Linked DNA regions of Mus musculus: regions 1, 2 and 3 are each linked to region 4. A link is a loop called in an ENCODE intact Hi-C map of the cell type or tissue named here. Cell type or tissue: heart. All regions are shown on one strand. Region 1 holds the start of Ap5b1 (adaptor-related protein complex 5, beta 1 subunit). Region 2 holds the start of Ehbp1l1 (EH domain binding protein 1-like 1). Region 3 holds the start of Pcnx3 (pecanex homolog 3). Region 4 holds the start of Rela (v-rel reticuloendotheliosis viral oncogene homolog A (avian)).

The links. A loop is a pair of places that touch in the nucleus more often than their neighbours do. Peaks named below come from ENCODE experiments on the same cell type or tissue, not always from the same donor. Only the 100,000 strongest peaks of a DNase experiment are listed, where the experiment ranks them.
Region 1: a loop joins it to region 4, with 4 times the contacts of the local background. A loop is called at or near these places in 3 of 42 quality-filtered maps.
Region 2: it touches region 4 in a loop (1.8-fold over the local background); 4 of 42 quality-filtered maps call a loop at or near these places.
Region 3: it touches region 4 in a loop (3-fold over the local background); 5 of 42 quality-filtered maps call a loop at or near these places.

Annotation. Positions count from the first base shown.
Region 1 is chr19:5,565,291-5,570,290 of GRCm38, reverse strand. Ap5b1 (adaptor-related protein complex 5, beta 1 subunit) reads right to left here and starts at 2,267. Exons shown (of 3, transcript NM_001362046.1): 1 at 2,208-2,267; 2 at 1,684-1,851; 3 at 1-1,587. The coding sequence starts at 1,833. In heart, CTCF peaks have their summits at 1,285 (motif pointing right), 1,912 (motif pointing right) and 2,644; DNase peaks (open chromatin) are centred at 1,340, 1,940, 2,150, 2,620 and 2 weaker places; H3K4me3 peaks cover 2,765 bases; H3K27ac peaks cover 2,380 bases; H3K27me3 peaks cover 2,675 bases.
Region 2 is chr19:5,725,040-5,730,039 of GRCm38, reverse strand. Ehbp1l1 (EH domain binding protein 1-like 1) reads left to right here and starts at 3,723. Exons shown (of 19, transcript NM_053252.3): 1 at 3,723-4,123. The coding sequence starts at 4,020. Fam89b (family with sequence similarity 89, member B) reads left to right here and starts at 374. Exons shown (of 2, transcript NM_181452.2): 1 at 374-803; 2 at 1,172-1,953. The coding sequence starts at 513. The coding sequence ends at 1,450. In heart, CTCF peaks have their summits at 565, 2,031 (motif pointing right) and 3,850; DNase peaks (open chromatin) are centred at 349, 2,189, 3,699, 4,819 and 3 weaker places; H3K4me3 peaks cover 4,912 bases; H3K27ac peaks cover 4,892 bases.
Region 3 is chr19:5,685,666-5,690,665 of GRCm38, reverse strand. It overlaps Pcnx3 (pecanex homolog 3), which reads left to right and starts at 1,758. Exons shown (of 35, transcript NM_144868.3): 1 at 1,758-2,669; 2 at 3,028-3,215; 3 at 3,448-3,547; 4 at 4,000-4,039; 5 at 4,140-4,235; 6 at 4,447-5,000. The coding sequence starts at 2,517. Map3k11 (mitogen-activated protein kinase kinase kinase 11) reads right to left here and starts at 1,535. Exons shown (of 12, transcript NM_022012.3): 1 at 1,400-1,535; 2 at 1,154-1,189; 3 at 1-977. The coding sequence starts at 419. In heart, CTCF peaks have their summits at 681 and 1,937; DNase peaks (open chromatin) are centred at 245, 955, 1,735, 5,000 and 2 weaker places; H3K4me3 peaks cover 3,594 bases; H3K27ac peaks cover 3,722 bases.
Region 4 is chr19:5,634,749-5,639,748 of GRCm38, reverse strand. It overlaps Rela (v-rel reticuloendotheliosis viral oncogene homolog A (avian)), which reads right to left and starts at 2,208. Exons shown (of 11, transcript NM_009045.5): 1 at 1,908-2,208; 2 at 1,291-1,317; 3 at 1,047-1,198; 4 at 746-894. The coding sequence starts at 1,914. In heart, no CTCF peak of the experiment used is centred here; DNase peaks (open chromatin) are centred at 1,148, 2,328, 2,848 and 3,378; H3K4me3 peaks cover 2,445 bases; H3K27ac peaks cover 2,308 bases.

The DNA.
Region 1 (5,000 bases), 69 kb after region 4:
ACGGCACACCCGCAGTAGGGCCTGGTGGAGGCCCCAGTCGGTGCAGTGCACAGCTGCAGCCTGTAGAAAGCTGAGTGTGGTACTCTGAGTGGCCCCCTCTGCCACCTTTGCCAGCATCTGCAGGTGCCAGCAAAGGGCTTCGCTCTCGCCTGGCCTGGCCACCGCCTCTTGGAGCAGCACCTCCCTGAGGGGCTCTCTCAGCTCAGGGCTTACCTGATCTAAGAGGTCCACAAAGTGGGGTGCCAGGGAAGGCCGAGCTCGGTACAGTTGGGCCAGTCCGCGGATCAAAAATGTCTGTACTGTGGAGTGTCTAGTCAGGCAGTTAGTAACAAGGTATGAGGCTTGGAAACAGAGAGTGGCCAAGGCCCGGGGACCACCATCCAGGGCTGCCCTTTGCTGTAGCCCAGCCAGCACCTCCTGTAGGAACCACTGTGGGCCCTGAGTCTGGTCTTTCTCCTCTTCCTCATCGTCAGCACAGAGCAGACACAGCAAATGCAGGCGGGCCAGGAGAACCGTTGGGTCATGAAGGAGACTGGGCATGAGGCCCCGGCACAGCTGGGGCCCCAACAGCAGCGGGGCAGCCTCTTCCCCCTCTGGACCTAGTGGGCAATTCTCGGGGAAGCTCAGGATGCAATGCAGGTAAAAGAGGTGTGTGGGCGAGGGTAAAGCTGGGTGCTGGGCTCCCAAGGTGAGCCTGCGGAGGAGCAGAGCTTCATCCTGTGCAGTGAACAGGGCCTCGCCAAAGGCCGCCTTCAGAGACAGAACTGAGTGTAACAGTGTCAGCTGTGCCGTGCCCAGCAGCCGAACCAGCTGTGGCTTGAAAAGCACTGGTGGCTGTCCCCGAAGACCCCGGAGGGCCCAGCCCAACAGCCACAGAAGTTGAGCCTGAGCCACAGGAGTGAGCAGATAGGAAGTGTCCAGAAGCTGGGCCACGGCAGCCTTCAGCTCTCGGGCGTCCTCGGGGCTGGGCTCTAGAACCGGAAAGCCACGCTCCTCCTCCCCAGCTGTGGGCCAGCTGGGCCCCTGGGGCTTAAGATGGGCATCCCATTCCTCAGCCAGGGTCCAGTCCCAGGGACAACTCCCAGTGGAGAAGTCCTCAGCCACCAGCAGGCCTTGCAGGCCAGCCCCAGACCTGGACTGTACCACCAAGGTGTCGTGTAGAACAAGGGCCAGAAGCAGGCTGACAGGCTGGATGGGACCTGTTTGCCCTGGGAGGCTCCGCAGCATCCCCAGGGCGCCGGCCAGCAGCCCAGGCTTACAGCGCTCAAGTTCTCCAAGGCATTCACAGGCTGTGGCCTGTAGATGGCGCTGTTCTGAAGGGGTTCCAAAGCTTCGTCCCAAGTCTCGGCCTGAAGCTAAGCCAAGAAGTAAGGGCAGAAGCCGGCAGGAAGCTCCCGAAGTGGGTCCGAGAGCATCTCCTGACACCAGGGCTGTAGTGGCTGCCAACAACAGGAGCCTCCGGAGAGCTGAAGGTCTTGTGGGCAGGAGGACAAGCGTGTCCAACAGGGAAGTGGCAGCAGCCTCCGCGGCAGGTGCATCAGGCCAAAGTTTATCAGAGTACTCCAAGCTCAGTGTCAGTAAGGAAACCTGAGATGGGGGATTTAAGAGGAACTCGTTGAGTTCAGCATGCGGTAGTATGAAGCAACCATATGGACCACGGCAGGGCACACGGGCAGGACCTACCTTGGTCTGCTCGCTTAGCTTTTCACTCCTTAGGTCACTCAACAGGTCGCGACCCAAATCCTCACCTTCGGCACCTGCCAGAAAGGCGGATGGGCTGGCTCGGAAGGCCCCCAGGCGCTGGGCCCAGGCTTCTCGACCTAGGGGCCCCATGGTCAGTCATCCACTTCTCTGTAAAGGGAAGAGAGCATCAGACACCGAGGCGAGGACGACGCGCAGGCCTTTACGGCCACTAGAGGGCGCCCAGGTCCTCCACCTTCCCGAGGGGCTGCTGTTACCCTAGGGCCGTCTTGCAGACCCCTCCCCGCCCCCCAATGCCTAGGTCCCGAGATGAACTCTGGAGGCTTCGGAGATAATGCCGGAAGCAACAGCCCGGGCCCCTGCAGGATAGGACCCGCAGGATCGGGGTGGGGGTGCCCAGAAGGTGCGTGCGGAGAGCTCATTAAGCCTCCCGCCTACGAAGGGCATCGAAACCACAGCGTCGCTCGCGCCCCTGGCGCCCGTGGTAACGGGTCGGCCTCTCTCACCGCTTGAGTCAGCTGCCGCGGGCGCTCGGTCGGCTCCTTCCGGGCTGGCAGGCTGGCGGCGCGGGCCGGGGCGGGGCGCGGCGCTCGGCGCGTGGGCGGCCGGGACGGGGCGAGCCCGGGGGCGGGGCGTAACGGAGCCTCCGCCTGCCACGCCCGCCAGGCCGGCAGGTGCCGACTCGCCGGTTTCGCCAGGTCTGAGTAACTGTCTCGCCGTGCAGGCCCCCTGCCCCGAAACTGCCGCAGGCACGGGCAGGGGCGGGGTTTGGTGGGCCGGGCTCCCGGTCCGCTCCCCGATGGAACTGCGTTCCCAGGCCCTGGAGCAGAACAGCGGCTTGGGCAGATCGGGAAGGCGGCCAGCGCGTCCCCCAGTCCTCCCGCCCGGGCCCGGTGACTGCGCGCTTGGCCCGGCTGCTTGAATGCGGGTCTTCGGGCGGCCGCTGGGTGGCGCGCGAGGCGCAGTCCCAGGGCAGAGCAGGAAGAGCAAGGCGTGGGTCACTGCGGGACCGGTCGAACCGGCGCCGCAGGGCTTGGCTTGGCGTCCTCAACGCTGACCTGGCGTCGGGGGTGCTGGGGGGGACCACCTCGCTCTGCTTGGAGGCGAGGACCCGGGGCCAGGGTCGCAGCCGGATGGTAGCTGCTGACCTTTGCCCGAAGTCGCACGGATTGCCTACAGGGGTCGGGCGCGCTAGAGTAGAGCGAGCAGGGCGGGACCTTAAGACGCAGCGAAGCCGAAACACAACGGGATCCTGACTCTAGGTGTGCGTGTTGGCGGGGCCTGGAGGGTCACTCAGCTCGTAACACACCTAATATGAACCGAGAAACCAAGGCTTGAGAAGACAACGGCCGGGCTGCCAGACTTCTGGCCAAGTAGTACACACGCTACCTACTAGAGTCCAGAGGACTGTATCTGGGCTTGTTGGCGAGTCCCAGGCTGTGGGTGCTCACTGGCCCGCTAGTTTCAGGGGCTCAGACCTTCTGTCGTCCAAATCTCATACTCACCGTCCTATAAAGCCTCCTGCTAGCCACTTTGAAGATGAAACACCTGAGCCCCCATTGCTAGCCTCTGGCTATTTCTTTGTCTTTGTCCCTTTGGGTGGCCCAAGTTCCTTCCTAGCCCCTTATCCTGACCTGGCTGCAGATGAGAGTGGTGAGGTAGGGTCCTAAAAAGAAGACTGCCTGGGCCCCCAGAACAAGGGTAGAAGAAGAGAGAATGGAGACATGGGGGCGTTGGGGGAGGCACGGGGAGCTAGAAGACCTGGTCTCTGCTCTTCTGGGCTCTGGCTCCACAGCTGACTCACAGGCGACAGCTCTAAACCACTTCCCTCTAGGTGCCTCAGTTTCCCCATCTATAAATTGGGAGTGATGACTCCTGTTTAAGAAGCTTTGGGGTGGGGCGCCCGGCTAATTAGGCCCAAGATGAAAGAGGCCAGGGTGAGAGCAGCCCTGGGCTGGGAAGGCAGGTTGGAGTAGGAGCCTGTCTGGTTGCCCTGTCTGAGGCCCAGAGGGCGCTGATAACTGCAGGTCTGGTGTCCCAGCTCTCGGTAGCCAGAAAGGATTATTAAACCCTGTTACAGTTGAGGGGAGGGGCTTCCAGGGGTCAGGGAGTCCAACTCTGGCTGTGTCCCAAGCTTCTGATGCTGTAGCCTCTGCCAGCCTCCAGCCTCCCTGGGCTTTGGTTCTTTGAGGTGGCATGTGTGGTTTCCAGAACTGTGTGTGATAGATGGATGTGTCTTCCTGAACTCACTAGGGCTCGTAGCCAACCCTGGGTGCTAAGGGTGGGTATCTGTCTCCCATGGGCTTTCAGGAGCCCAGAGAAGGTAGAGTCACTTGTACAAAACTCCAGGGCCTCTGTAAGGAGGACTGGGCTTCTGCTACATGCTCCGTCTGCTGCCCTCGCGCTCCTGATGTCCAAGTTCATGAATGGGCCCTGTTCTCATCTGCCTGCCCAAGTATCCTCTTAGGAGAGGCAATGTTTGCTTTGTCCTGGCAACAGACGGGGCAGACAAGAGGTGCCTTCAGCTCCTCATGAGGCCCTCTTGAGAGAGTGACCTGTTTGCCCTCACCTAGTTCCTCCTCTTCTGCATTTCCACTCCTCTCCATGCAGCTCAATTCTTGGGAAACCCTAGACATTAGGCTGAAAAGAGGAAAAGTTAATCCCCAGGCCTTGACTTTCTTATCTGTGAAATGGGGCCACAACAACCCCATCCAACCCCATGGCACTGGATCCTATGGATACAGGGATGCTTCGTAAATGGAGTCCACGGTACCAGGGCAAAGGTTGGGGAGTGGAAGGCTGCTGCCCGTGTACAGTTTTCCTTTGCAGTGATGAAAACTGTGCTGGCTAGTTTTATGTCAACTTGACATGAGCTTGAGTTAGGAGCCTCAGGTGAGAAAATGCCCCCATAAGGTCTGGCTATAAGTCATTTTCTTAATTAATAGCTGATGGTGGAGGGGCGAGCCCACTGTGGGTGGTACCACTCCTGGGCTCTAGAAGAAAGCAGGCAGAGCAAGCCATTAGGAGCAAGCCAGTAAGCAGCACCACTCCATCACCTCTGCATCAGCTCCTGCCTCCAGGTTCCTGCTCTGACTTCTTTCAGTGATGTGGAAGTGTAGACCAAATAAATCCTCAACTTCATTTTCCGTCGTGGTGTTCCACCCTAGCAATAGTAAGACAAAAATATTCTGGACTTAGGGGTGATGGTTGTATAATACCCTGAAGACTAAAACCCCCTGAACTATACATTTTGTGAGGATGTATGTTGCAGTACTATTAAAAATGGTATTGCGGGCCAG
Region 2 (5,000 bases), 90 kb before region 4:
CCCTTTGGTGGCTTCCTTTCCTTCCTTTAACCATCCTGACTCTACCATCTTTCTCCATCTTCTGGCTGCTAGGATGTTGACAAATTGTGGGGAGGGGCAGTGATGCACTGTAAGAGTCAGGCACAGTCTTACCTTCCTACCCCAGACTCGGGCCTCCCACATCCCCGTGCTTTTAGAATCCTTCCCTTGGGAGAGGACACATTGTATAGGAATGAGGCAGCAAAAGGTCGCCAAAAAACCGTTTCTGACCCTTTCGGCCTCCCCTGTCCCATCCAGTTCTTTGATGGGTTTTTCGCTCCAGGGTCATCGCCGCGTTAAGAGAGGCCCCGCCCATGCAGGGGGGTGGAGCATAGGCGGAGTCCTAGGAGTCGGGGACGGAACAAAGCACGGCCTGCGGGCGGTGGCTGAGATCTCTCCGGAGACCGGGCCACGGAGAGCTGGTTCTCTGGGCAACAGCCCGCTGAAAACGTAAGAGGGGTCCAGGCGGCATCGTGGTCCACGCCTGCCTGGCTATGAACGGGCTGCCCGCGACTGAGGCGCCGGGCGGCGCGGGCTGCGCTCTGGCCGGGCTCCCGCCGCTACCGCGCGGCCTCAGCGGCCTTCTTAACGCTAGTGGGGGCTCGTGGAGGGAGCTGGAGCGTGTCTACAGCCAACGGAGCCGCATCCACGACGAACTGAGTCGTGCCGCCCGCGCCCCGGATGGTCCTCGCCATGCCGCTGGATCTGCTAACTCAGGTTCTGCAGCGGGCCCGCGCCGCCCGGTTAACCTCGACTCTGCACTAGCCGCGCTGCGCAAGGAGATGGTGAGTAGGTGGGCGCCTCGCCAGGGTAGTAGCTCTGAAGAGGGCAGAAATAAGTCTGGGATCCGCTTCCTCATCTCAGGTCCAGCAGGAAGCATCTGGTCACGGGGCTTTAGGACAGCACTGATAGTAATGTGTAGCAATTGTTGCATTTTTAAAAACTTGCCTGATTTCATCTTGCTGGACAATGTTACCCCATTGTATAAATGAGGGCCAAGGACTGGCTGGAAGGTTTCACAGTTGGCAAGTACCATCTGTTCTCAGAACTTTCACTTAAAGGTGCAGGAAGATTGGATAGGGTTGTCGTCCACGGTGGGAATTCTGGGGGTGGCCCGGACCCCCAACTCCAGCCCACTGTCAGTTGTCTGTAGGTGGGGCTGCGACAGCTGGATATGTCCCTGTTGTGCCAGCTGTGGGGCCTGTACGAGTCGATCCAGGACTACAAGCATCTGTGCCAAGACCTGAGCTTGTGCCAGGACCTGTCATCCTCTCTGCACTCGGACAGCTCCTACCCACCTGATGCCGGCCTGTCTGATGACGAGGAGCCTCCTGATGCCAGCCTGCCCCCAGACCCTCCACCCCTCACCGTACCCCAGACTCACAATGCCCGTGACCAGTGGTTGCAGGATGCTTTCCAAATCAGCCTTTGAAAGCTGAGGTGGATAGGAACGCACCCATACAAAAGGCTCAAAACTTGCCCTTCAGCAAGTCCTTAGTCTACAGTGCCTGCTCTTTTACCGGTACCACCTCACCTCACTTCAGGAGGGCAAGGCATTATACCCATCAGGCAAAGCGGTCAAGATTGCAGCCTGTGCCCAGTGTCCTGGGCTTCCACTTCTCCCACATGTGTGCACCCTAGCTTGGCCAGCCCTTAGTCTGACTGTGGGGCCCAAAGCGTCTTGCACTCCCGTTTGCATCTCTGGGACTGGGATGAGTGCCTAGCTCTCATCTCTTTTTCGTCTTTTGCTGCCTCTTGCAGCTGCTGGCTCAGCGGCATCCCTACCAGTGGCCCCAGGGGTTCATTGCCTGGGACAAGGGCTCCAGAACCCACCTCTGTAGCCACCCACGACCAGAAAGGCTAAGGTCTTTATGCTGGATATTTAAGTTTAGCGGCCAGTTCCTGGGCGGGAAAATAAATAATTTCAGCATTGTATTGTGATTGCCTGGTTAATTGGTACTGGGTTGGGGAATAGTTTTCTGGCAAGTGTAGTCTACGTTCTGCCGGCAGGTGGCGCCCAAGACCCCCTAGCGAAAGGCTTAATGGGCGTGAGATGCGAATCTTCCCTCTTGCGGGCAAGGTTGGAAGCTGGCCCTGCAGCAATATGAAAGCGGTCAAGTCTTTTCCCCTTGGGCTCTACGTTTTCGAACCCAGCATGCCCTTCCGCCTTGCTTTGAGCCTTTTGGGAAGGAAGGAGCCGCCCATCTTGAGGAGAGAAACTTTCCACCTCCCGTGCTGGGAGGAGTTGGCACAGGAAATGGGTGGGCCGGAGCTGCCTGACCCAGGGGCCCATCCCCATGAATAGGGAAAGGTCCAAGAAGAGTCTTAGAGTTGGTGCCCCGTGAGCTGTAGGGATTGCTGGGAAGGAGGGGTGTGGAGGCCGAAAGGAGTAAACAAGTTTCAGTTTGTAGACAAGCCTTGGAAGGGAGGGAGATGGCAGCCGGGCTCAGAGCATCGTTTCGCCTGGCTCAGGCCCCTGTGCTGCAGTCTCAGAGCACCCAGCCTACCCCGAGACAGCACGAAGGACCTGTAGGGTTGCACATAAACTGCTTCCGTAGAGAGGAAGCAGAGGACCACAGCGATATGATAGACAAAACTGGGTGTTCAGCCCACAGGAATAAGCCTGCACATTCTCAAAGTTGCACCCAAGCATCCTCATCCCCACCTCCTACCATAGTCACTTGCCTGCTGAAGATGCCGATAGGCTAACACGCCTGCAAGACCAGACATCCTAACCAAATTGAGGGTTACCAGGCAGGTGACACGTTGATGTGTTGCTCCAGGCCATCTCTCTAGCTGGGTATAAAACACCTTGCAAGGCTCATTACAGTGTGAATTGGATGTGTGAGCGATAAGGAGTCTAATCTAGGTGTTAACACAGCAGCTAACGCCCCAGGGACTTCCCAGGGGAGGAGCAAAAACCACCCATGTACATATTTTCTCTAGTTCTGATAACGGATTGCGCGTAATGAGACAAAATCAGCCCAGCCCTAAGCCAACCGCTTTCCCCATCTTCAGACTTCAATGACATACATAAAAGATAGAACTGTAATTGGCCCCATTTAACAGACTTCAAAACTGAGGCGCAGAGTGTGTGCTTTGTTCAGGGTGGCACTCTTTAGTAAAAACTAGTGAGTTTGAGGCCAGCCTGATCTACAAAGTGAGTTCCAGGACAGAAAAACCCTGTCTCGGGGGGGGGGGGGGCACCAGACAGACAGACAGACAGAACCTTTCACTGCTTGTGAGATGTGAGGATTGTTTTCCCTTGTGCCATATGAGGAGTCAGGTTTGGAGACTCTAGGTATATCTCACCAAGGCTGGCTCTGGGGCTCTGCATGGGTGCTAACAAGAATCTCCCACCCCAGAGTTAAGAACCGTTAACTCTGGCTCAGTGGACGGTTCTTTTCCTTTCTAGGTCTCTACTTTACAAGCTTGGGAAATGGGGTACCAACCAGTACCAAGGTTGCAGATATAAGGGAGACAGCAGAGGCAGCTCTTTTGGAGGGTGGCACCAAGTTGAGGGCTGCCACCTCTTGGAGCTCACACGTCACCCTAACCCCATTTGACTCGCGGGCGCCCATCAAACCGGCTTTGCGATCGGTACTCATTCCTTCCACCCCCGAACCGGGTACCCGGGTGTCCAAGTCCGGACGCTAGATCCCGGAAGCAGGGTCGCCCCGCCCCGCGCTGCAGCCCCGCCCGCCTTCGGACGCGGGGCGAGGGGGGGGGGTGCGGCTCCAGGAAACGGCGCGCTCGCTACTCTTGAGCTGAGACCAGCTCGACGCGCCGCGACGGCCCCGCAGACTCAGCCAGCCCACCAGGCGGACCCCGGGCAAACTCAGCCTAGGTCTAAACCTCAGACATATCTACACGGACGGGGCGGACAGATCCGGTGACAAAGAAAAGAGCTCCAGAGACCATGGGGACCCTGGCTGAGCCAGCAGTGGTGGGCAAGAGGGAGTCCCAAGCCTGAGAAGAGATCCGGCAGAGTTCCTCAGGCCATGACTTCAGTGTGGAAGCGCCTGCAGCGGGTTGGCAAGCGGGCCGCCAAGTTCCAGTTTGTGGCGTGTTACCATGAACTGGTGTTGGAGTGCACCAAGAAGTGGTGAGTAGAAGCGGGGCCTGAGGGAGTCCCCTAAGACTGATGTGGGACTCAACTTAGTTTGACTCGTTTGAACCTGGAAAAAAAATCCTCTCAAGTCTAAAGGCTAAAGGGGTTCCCATCCTAGGTATTCCAGACACTGAAGTGCCTGGCAGGTTGGGGGGACTCCTGTTGTGGAGAACCTTGTGGGGGTCAAGACTCGGTGGCTTTGGGAGAATCAGCCTGGGCCCACATTAAATCGGCTGTGGTCAGGACTCGGGGAGAAGCCCTCAAGCCAAGGACAGCGGTCTAGGGTAGCAGTGGAAAACGGAACAAGATTTTAGGGCTCCAGGGGGCTTTGGGTGGAAAAGACTTCATGGTTCCTAGTCCAGTTCAGGGTGAAAATGTGGCCTTCTCTTTTTCAGCCCCTCCCCCTTCAGCCAGAGTGGGCCCCAGAAGCTGGTGCTGTCTCCACAATGTCCTTAAAAGGGGAAACTGAGCTTGGATGGATAACAGGGAGGCGGGGAGAGGCTTAAAGGGGCCTGAAGTCCTAGGAGCTGGTGGGTTCAGGAGAGGGTCCGTGGAGGGAAAGAGAGTTGGGTGAGGGGACGACTTGCAAGAGAGGACAGGTCTTGTATTGGACTGTCAAGGGCCCCTGGGGGCATCTGGCTCACATGTCCCCACCGGGCAGCTGCCCAGGCCCCTGCGTCACACCCTAAATATATGTGCTCACCGGTGTCAGCTTCCCTTGGCTGGATTAGGGCACAGCTGTGGGGGCCTCACAGGCCAGGCAGGGCTAAATATAGACTCCCAAGGGGGAAGAGCTGGGGTAGGCCGGAACCATGGGGTCTAAGGAGGCGAAGGAGCAGAGGCTGGGGTCTTTGGGGGTAGCACCATTAAT
Region 3 (5,000 bases), 51 kb before region 4:
TCCCCTCGCCAGCTGCCACGGTAGACCTTGCCGAAGCCACCGATGCCGATCACCTCCTCCAGTCGCAGCTCCTGGAAGCTGGCCACCTCACAGGGGGGTGGGCCTCCACCCCGAGATACATAGTTGGATGGAAAAATGCCCACCTGGCCACCCACCTGGCCCGCCCACCAGCCCTCATCTCCTGAGATGGCTGCATCCCTGGACAGCACCTCCACACGGTCGCCCTTCCTCAGGGCTAGTTCGTCCTGCCCATTGGGCTCATAGTCGAACAGGGCTGTCCAGACAGGATTGGCATAAGCTGCTGTTGCCTTCGGAGACCCCTCCGGCCGGACTCCACCGGTACCCCCGCCGCCCCCACTGCCACTGCCGTTCCATGACCCCAGCGGGCTCTTGAGGAAGAGGTTCTTCAAGGGCTCCATGGCAGGGAGCCGGCGTTGGAATGTGTGGGGGACCTTCTTCGGGTGCCCGTGGTATCCACCCCCGCTGGCTTGTGAGGCCCTAGAGCCGGAACCTGGGCATCCGGGCCCTGGCCCTCAGCCCCAGACCCACGCCTCTCTGGGGAGCCAGGAGTGTCGCCTCCCGGCCCCCCGCATCTCGGGCTTTTGGAGGAGGGCACCAAGGGCAGTGTGGTCAGGCTGGAGGGGTGGGGCCCACTGGCCTCCGGCGCCTCACCATGGCTGAATTGGAGCAGCAGAGTCCCTCAGTTCCGAAGTAGTCCTGGGAACCTGGCTTCAGCGCCCGCCTACCGTAAGGTGGGGCCTGCCAGGGTCAGCGCCCGGACTCTGGTTGTTGTCTCCAGGCACAAGAGGTAAGAGAAAGTCCCCAGTTGAGCCGAAGCTACCTCTTCTTGGGCTAGTGCCTTGGGCCCCGACAGCTCCGACCCCGGTCCCTTCTTCCTCCTCCCTTTGTACTTTGGCCCCGGGGGCGGGAGGCAGAGGTGGAGGGTGGAGTTTCACTTTTTTCCGCTCTTCTCCCTCCTGCAGGAAACAGCATCAGATGACGTGGGCGGGTTGCACCGCTCCCCTCCCGGAGGCTCCCGGCAGCTGTGCACGGGAGTTCCCGGGGAGGTTGGCCAAGAGAGGTAGAAGGCGGGCCAGGTAGTTCCTCCCGCCTCCCCCGCCCCCAAACACACCGGCACAACTCTAAGCCTTACGTTAGGTGCTCCTCTGCTCACGGTCGAAGTGGATCTCTGCAAAGACAGAGAAGAATCCTTGTGTCTGAATTCTCATCAGCCAAATCACCCTTGTGATTGCCTCAAAACCAAAATCTGGTCTTGGCTACGAAGTTGCAGAGCTCTTTAAGATTCGTTCTTTCCATATATGAAATAACAAGATACCCTGCTTTTCAGTGCTAGAGGGGGATGTGAACAGAGAAGTTTGGGACTTCAAAATCGGCTTACACTTGAAGCTCTTGGAACCATTTAAAATTATCTTCCTTTCACCCGAGAGGCAAAAACCTGAAACTGTCGTTCAGAACTTTGCCCGGGATTAGATTCAGAGTTGAAGGGCCTTCAACAACCTCTTCGTTAGTTCATCACTTGTCCTGTGTCTGTTACTTTAAGAAAGCCTATGTCATCCTGTTCGACTACTCAGGCCTGATCAGGATCACTCTCTGCTTCGGCTAAGCTCTGACCCGGAAGTAGAGGCGTAAGCCAAGCGACAACCATGATTTACGGTCTCGCACTAAGGAGAGGCGGCCCAAGTCGGGGGTGTGACCCGGTAACGCAAACTGGAAGTAGCCGTGAGGAGTCCCATTCTCCAGCTTTTCCCCGCCTCCTGTAACGCATTGGAAAAGCTTTGCGCCAGTCATCAAGTCGTTACCCAATGGCGACTCACCCGGCCGTCCCATATTTTGGTGGCTCTAGAATTTGACTGCGCGCGCGCCTAAGATACCTCTGCATCCCGTCACTTCGCTACTTCTCCGCGCTTGCGCACTTCTGCCGCCAGGTTTTCCTTTTCCGGGTCCCAACAGGTTCTAACGGGCGCATGCGCCAGTGCAGGCTGGCAGCTCGCGGCTCCTTCTTCCGGCCTCCCCTTTGCGCCGGCACCGGTAGAAGCGGGGCGAACGCAGAGCCCCAAGCGAGTGACCTGCGACCCCGGAAGTGGACCTCAGGGTCCCAAGGATTTCTCCGGTCCGGAGCCAAGGGACCTATCACTGGCACTCCGAGAGCACCTATTCCACGCCCACCTCTGGATGCCGCCGACGGGTGCCCAGCCCTTGCCCTGCGCCTGCTTTCAGGCTCGGCGCTTTACAACAGTTCTGGGCCACCGGAGGGGGCCCAGGCCCCGCCTCTGATGCAGTCCCACCCCAGTATCCCGGCCTGATCCGCTGACTGCCTGGGCCGGCCCCGCCCCCTGCCTGTGCCCTCACCCTACCAATCCCCTCCCCCGTCTGGGGGAGGCCATGGCGTGAAATCTAAGTCGGACCCCGGGACCCTCGGGCGCCAGCGGGGCATGGGCCGGGGGCCGCCCCCATGAGGGTCCCGGGAGGAGGGCGTGCGCAGCAGCGGCTGGGCCATGGGGTCTCAGGTGTTGCAGATCCTGCGCCAGGGGGTGTGGGCCTCGCTCACTGGGGGATGGTTCTTCGATCCGCATCAGAGCACCTTCTCCAACTGCTTCCATCTCTATGTCTGGATCTTCTTGCTCATCTTTCCCTTCTTGCTGTACATGGTGAGAGGCTGCCACCACCTGTAACTATGGCGAGAGGGAGTGTAGTCTGGAGGGATGGGCATCTTGAGTCCTGGGGCGTGGAGTGAAGCGAGTCACTGTAGAGTTCACTGTAGAGTTTACTTTGGTTTTATATAGAGGAAAGACCAAGTCTTTTCTGCATGGAGTGACCTTGAGCGCCTCATTTAATCTACCCGGTTAAACAGAGGGCTACCCCTAACAGGGCTCTTTGTACTGTTGCATGAAGGGGTGATGAAGTTTTGTAAACCGATGAATCCTAGTTCTTTACAGTGGTGGCAGGTACACCCTCAAGGGAGCAAGGGTTTTGTGAGAAAGGATCCAACTTAACTGTCATCTCCAGGTCCTGCCCCCCAGCCTGATGGTGGCTGGAGTGTACTGCCTGGTGGTAGCTGTCATCTTTGCTACCATCAAGACTGTGAACTATCGCCTGCATGCCATGTTCGACCAGGGCGAGATTGTGGAGAAACGCAACTCTACCATGGGGGAGCAGGAAGAAGAGGCTGCCCAGGGGGAGAGCAGTCTCCCAAGGTGAGTGGCTGTGGGCTGTGTCAGGGATTGTCCTTTCTCTGTGCTTGGGATTGTGGCTGTGTCTTGGAGGATAGAGAAGGCTGAGGGGACAATGGCTCTAAGTACTTGCTGTAGTCAGGGTTAAAGCAGTCGAAGGGAGTCTTGAGGAGGAAGGGGTGTTACGGATGGCGAGAAGAAACCGTAAAGAGAGCACAGCTGAGAGCTTCTGCTCAGCTCTTCTTCCTGTTTGCAGGGACCCTGGTGTGGAGATGACGGTGTTCCGGAAGGTGAGCTCCACGCCCCCTGTACGCTGCAGTTCCCAGCATTCTGTGTTTGGCTTCAACCAGGTTTCGGTGAGTAGGCTCCCCTCGCCGCTGTCCTGGGAGTCAGCCCCTGGTGTGGGCCTGCTCCCAGCCTGCTCCTGGGAGTCAGCCCCTGGTGTGGGCCTGCTCCCAGCCTGCTCCTCGGAGTCAGCCCCTGGTGTGGGCCTGCTCCCAGCCTGCTCCTGGGAGTCAGCCCCTGGTGTGGGCCTGCTCCCAGCCTGCTCCTGGGAGTCAGCCCCTGGTGTGGGCCTGCTCCCAGCCTGCTCCTCGGAGTCAGCCCCTGGTGTGGGTCTGCTCCCAGCCTGCTCCTGGGAGTCAGCCCCTGGTGTGGGCCTGCTCCCAGCCTGCTCCTGGGAGTCAGCCCCTGGTGTGGGCCTGCTCCCAGCCTGCTCCTCGGAGTCAGCCCCTGGTGTGGGCCTGCTCCCAGCCTGCTCCTCGCTCGCCCCGCTTGTTTATTCGTTCTCTCTCCCCTGTCTTATCAGGAGTTGCTGCCCCGGATGGAGGATTCTGGGCCCCTCAGAGGTAGGTGGCTGCTGTTCTGGGCTGGGTGGTGGTGGTGTGGCGCAGGATAACAGAAGAGGACCCCAGGGTCATTGTGACGACTCTGCTGATGTGGTTATAGACATCAAGGAGCTGGTACGGGAACAGGGCAGCAACAACGTGATCGTGACCTCTGCCGATCGAGAAATGCTGAAGCTCAGCTCCCAAGAGAAACTGAGTGAGTGGGCAGGGCTGGCAGGCAGAGCGGATGTCTTGTGATGACATCATCCCAAAGTTGGCTCCGTGTGGTGCTCCTGGATGGAGCACCTTGTTGTTCCTCTTGTGCCCGTACCCTTGGTGGGAAATGGAGGTTGTGGGATTCCCCTTACACCTATTCATTCGCATTGCCACATGCCCTTTTCTCATCTCATCTTTCTTTCTTCTAACAGTTGGAGACCTTCCCCAGACACCTCCAGGGGTTGTTCCAGACCCCTCTCTCCCCAGTACGGATTCTTCCGAGCGTTCTCCCATGGCTGGAGATGGTGTCCCCTGGGGTGGGAGCGGTGTGGCTGACACTCCCATGAGCCCTTTACTGAAAGGGAGCCTCAGCCAGGAGCTAAGCAAGAGCTTTCTGACCCTGACCCGGCCTGACCGGGCCCTAGTGAGGACCAGTAGTCGGCGGGAACAATGTCGGGGAACTGGAGGCTACCAGCCCCTGGACCGGAGGGGCTCAGGTGACCCCATGCCCCAGAAAGCTGGCTCTTCGGATTCCTGCTTCAGTGGCACTGACAGGGAGACTCTGAGCAGCTTCAAGAGTGAGAAGACTAACTCTACACACCTCGACAGTCCCCCTGGTGGGCATGCTCCCGAGGGCAGCGACACAGACCCTCCTTCTGAGGCTGAGCTGCCTGCCTCCCCAGATGCTGGGGTCCCCTCAGATGACACACTTCGTTCCTTTGACACAGTCATTGGAGCAGGGACACCACCGGGCCAAACGGAGCCG
Region 4 (5,000 bases):
TCTGAGGGAGCTGGCCCTCGCAGGCCTCCAAGCCAGTGCCCCACCTCAGCCACAGGGGCTTCCTTTCCCAGACCTAAGCACACGAAATGGAACGTACTCCCCTTCCAAGGGCATCGTACTGCTTGCTTGCTTGCTTGCTTTTTTTTGTACTTCTTTCTCGTGCACGGAATGTTCTTTTGGGTCTGTCTGCTTTTTCTCACCATTTAAGAGTTAGCACAGAGGCCTTCTGTAACCCTCCAACCCAAAGTCGTGAGACCTGTGCAGCAGGACACGGTGCTACATGCCTATTCCCCTGGAGTTGAGAAGAGGAGGCAGGGGAACCCTAACGAGTTCAAGGCCAGCTTGAGCTTCCTGAGACCAGACTCCTCCTCCTAATTTATAACTGTGTTTTCTTTCCATCATGGAAGTTATAATTCTCTACCAGTATCTCGTCTATCTGTCTGTACAATTATCGCCTGGTTTTACCAACTGGTATTTAAGCTCTAGGAGGGTCCATTTGGATATCTTTCTGATCCAAGAGGCTAAGAGGCTGGCCTGTCCAGCCATAGGGTTTGTGGCTCTAAGAAGATAAGGAGTTCCCAACTGTTAGAGAATTCAAGACAAAGGAGGTCTGTTTGCAAACTGGAGACAGAGTTAAGAACTCTGGATTCTGCCTGTGTTTAGAAAAGAGCAACACTGTAAGAGCTGCCTGGCCGGCCTGCTCCTACCCTGCCCTCACACCACCCCCAGCCCATAGGGAACTCACCTATGGATACTGCGGTCTGGGCAGAGGTCAGCCTCATAGTAGCCATCCCGGCAGTCCTTCCCCACAAGTTCATGTGGATGAGGCCGGTGAGGTGGATCCTTGGTGACCAGGGAGATTCGAACTGTTCCTGGTCCTGTGTAGCCATTGATCTGTCCAAAGTACAGAGTACTCTAGTGGCCAGCAATCCCTAATCTGGCTCTTAGACACAGGGCACGGTGACCAGGAGGCAAGTCTGCTGGGGCTGCACAGTGCGTTCCACCACATCTGTGTCCCAGCGACACCCCTGGGGGCTCTTGCTTACCTTGATGGTGGGGTGTGTCTTGGTGGTATCTGTGCTTCTCTCGCCAGGAATACTGCCCGCTGAGCGCCCCTCGCATTTATAGCGGAATCGCATGCCCCGTTGCTTCGGCTGTTCGATGATCTCCACATAAGGCCCAGAAGCCTGGGCTGGCTCTGTGGGTGACACAGTCAGCCATCAGGTGCTATCCCCACGGCCCCGACTCCAGGACAGCCCCTGACTACTGAGGATGGATGGTCCAACTTACCTGAGGGAAAGATGAGGGGAAACAGATCTGAAAGGGAAAGACAAGGCACATTGTCAATAAACTCCAGTGCCCACCCTCACCTGCGAAGGCCTGACAGAGCCAAGCTCCCTCCCTTCCAAGAAAACTGAGCCAAGACCCTGAAACCTGCCCTGACAGAGGCCGGGGAACTAGAGAAAGGGGACACAGAGGCATTCCTTTGCCAGGGGAAACTGAGTCAGTGCCTGTTTTACGTTCATAAGTGACACTGAGGAGGGGGTAATACCCTCCTCTCCTCTTCTGGGGAAACTGAGTCAGATACTTTCTTCCTTACACGGAAAGGAAGCCAGAACTAATCGCATCGACACGGGGGTGGGGGGAGCCGGAGGAAACGGAGTCAAGATTCACCCGTACCCCCACCCAGGAGGGACACTGAGTCAAGGCGCCCTCCACTGAGAGGGGTAACTGAGTCAGACCCCCTCGCAGCCCGCCCCGCCCCGTGCCACCATCCGGCCTGCCGCTCCCTGCGCAGCAACCCGCGGCGCAGAAAGGGGCGGAAGACGGCGCGGGGAGGGGGGAGATTCCGCCGCAGGCCCCGGAGCTCTAGGGCAGCCATCCCCCGAGCCAGAGGGCAGCCTCACCGTCCATGGTCAGGGTCCCGGGGGCGGGGCCGGGGTCGCAGCTGAGCCCACGGCGCGCTAAAGTAAAGCCATTCGCCAGAGGCGGAAATGCGCGGCGCGCGCCCGTCGTCGCGTCACTGCCCGGAATCCGGCCGCGCCTGCGCGCTGAGCCGCCGCCACCGCCACCGCCGCGCGTGGGGGGCCGAGAGCAGGTGCGCGACTCACGCTGGGCGCGGAAGGTGTGCGGCGGGCGCGCGGGCGGGGACACCGCAGCGCGGCGGGAGGACGCCGAGGCTGTTTGTCCCGAGGCCGGCCCGACTACAAGCTCCGCAGCGCGGCTCGCTCGGGGTCCCGGTCCCGTTCCCGGCCCCGCCTGGAGGGCGGGCCCGCGATTACTCACTCTGTTTTTAGGGGATTTCGGGTCCCGTTCCCCGCCCCGCTCTGATCTCAGGAGTTTGGTGATGTCACCCTGGCCGGGACTGGAGCCGAGCCAGGGCTGGTGGCAGGCTGCGGCCATTCGCCCTGCGCAGGGAGAGGCCCAGGCCTGCTGCTCCCGCGGAGGCCAGTGACTGAATTCCACACGTTTTCCTAAGCGTGCAGGGGCCTTCTGGGGACCCGCGTGCTACGGGCCACATGCTCCCCAACCTAGATCCGGCTGCGCGCAGGAGTGCTTCGCGGAGCGAGCGTGCTGCATCCGACAGGCCTTAGGGTAGAGGGGCAGACCGAGGACTAGGCAGACACCTGTACCTCTAAGAGTCCCTGAGAGCCATGAGTGCTGGAAGAGCCCCAGGGCTTCGTCTGCACACATAGGTGCTGTCTGCTAAGGTTTAGATCTTTAGGGATCTCCGGAACCAGCTAGGGTCACACCGTGAACATCTCCTTCAAGGCCTCCCAGGAGTCCAGGCTCCAATGAGGAAAGCGTTTGTAGGGAGCAAAAATTGCCATCTAAGCCAAGGGCAGGTGTGCAGATTGAGTGTGGGGACTCTGGCCGGAGGACGCAACACATCAGGCTGCCTCCACTATGCCAGAAGGAGGAGGCGCCTCCCGGGCCACAGGAGGTTTCAGCACTCAGAGAAAGACTTATTTTCTCTAAATTAGGAAATCATGTGGGAATTGGAAAAGATTGGAAATTCTGAATTGCTTTCCCAGGCTCTGAAAAAAACAGGAAGACAAAAGTGAAAATAGTTACGCCCCTCCCACTCATTTCAGTTTCTCACTTGGCGCAGATTAGAAAAAGCAGTTTAATATTTTGCGAGGGCGGATGTCAAGGCGACAGAATGAATATAATCTCCAATTAATGGCACACAGCCATCATTGGTCCTCACATGAACCACTTGTAAAAACACATATAGTTACAATTTAAGTTAATATGAATACCAGCGTCCTTACTAAAAAGTAAAGGCTAGAAATGAGAACTCAGTAGTTTTTGCATAACGTTGCAGGAAGCTGGGATTTGATCTCTGACTCCAGGATGCTCCAGTAATCCCAGCGCTCATGGGGTCAGACGTTCAACGTCATCCTCCTCTACATAGTTTGAACCCATCCAGAACTACAGAAGATGCTCTTTAAAAAAGGATGGTTGCAGGCTGGAGAGATGGCCCATCAGTTAAGAGTCGATAATGCCCTTGCAGAAGACCAGAGTCCAGTTATCAGCAACTGTAACTGCAGCTTCCGGAGACCTCACACTGTTCTGGGCTCTTGAGAGCAACTGCATTCACATGTGCACATATATACAAAAATAAAAATAATAAAATAAAATAAAAGATAAATGTGAGTTGTGTTTGGTAGTGCAGGCCTTTAGCCCCAGCACTCTGGAGGCAGACTCAGCAGGTCTCCTAGTTCGAGGCCAGTACAGTCTATACATAGTGAGTTGCTAGACAACCAGGACTGTATAGACACTTTCTCAACACAAATGAAAAAAATGGAGCTTTGTTTACAAAGAGAGCTCTGGACCAGCAGGGGCTAGCCGGTGTGATTTTGTCTCAGAGGGGGAGATGGGTAGGAGTGTATCAGAGTTACAGCACTTGCCTAGCATACTGAAGACTGGTATTTATCTCCAGCACTCCAGAAGAAAGGTCAAGAAAACGAAGGGGATGCAGGGGACACTGACGCCACTCATCCCCACAGGTGTGCTCCTCACCGTCCATTCCTTTTTACCCTGAGTTCAGGCTCTTCCCATCCAGATTTCTGCCCTCTGTGTGGGAGCCTGCCACCGTCACGTGGTCAGAGGACAACTTGCCAGACTCATTTCTTTCTTTTCACTAAGTAGGTCCTGGGAGCAGATCAAGGTCATCGGGCTTGACGATGACGACGACGACGACGACGACGACGGGCGCCTTTTTATGTTTTTGTTTGTTTTTCAAGACCGGGTTTCTCTATATATCCTTAGTTGTCCTAGAACTCAATATGTAGACCAGGCTAGCCTAAAACACAGATCTGTAGCTGGTCTTTGTTATTTTGTAGGTTCTTCTTTTTCCCATCCTTTATTCCCTTTGTTTCACACCCTATCAAGCAAGAGAGAGAGAGAGAGAGATCCCTGAATCTAATTTCTTTCCTTGTTTTTCTTTGACCACAGCTACCCACAACCCGAAACCAACATCCTAAACAACCACCAATCACCAGCCTCGACTCTCCTAGCATTTATATACTTTCCAAAAAGTTCTCAGAGTTCCAAATGTCACACAATCACAGAAGCTATCTAGAGCTGGCAGAACCATGCACCTGCTAGAGCACAGGGCAAATAAATCATAGTCAGCTGCGGTGGACAGTCTGCAGCAGCCCGTAGCCCACACCTGGTGGACAGTCTGCAGCAGCCCGTAGCCCACACCTGGCATTAAAATGAAAGACTTTTTTTTTTTAAAGATTTATTTATTTGGCCAGGTATTGTGGTGCACGCCTTTAATCCCAGCACTCGGGATGCAAAGGCAGGCAGATTTCTGAGTTCGAGGCCAGCCTGGTCTACAGCGCGAGTTCCAGGACAGCCAGGGATATACAGAGAAACCCTGTCTCAGAAAACCAAAAAAAAAAAAAGGTTTATTTATTTTATACATGTAAGTGCACTGTAGTTGTCTTCAGGCACACCAGAAGAGGGCATCCGAACCTATTACAGATGGT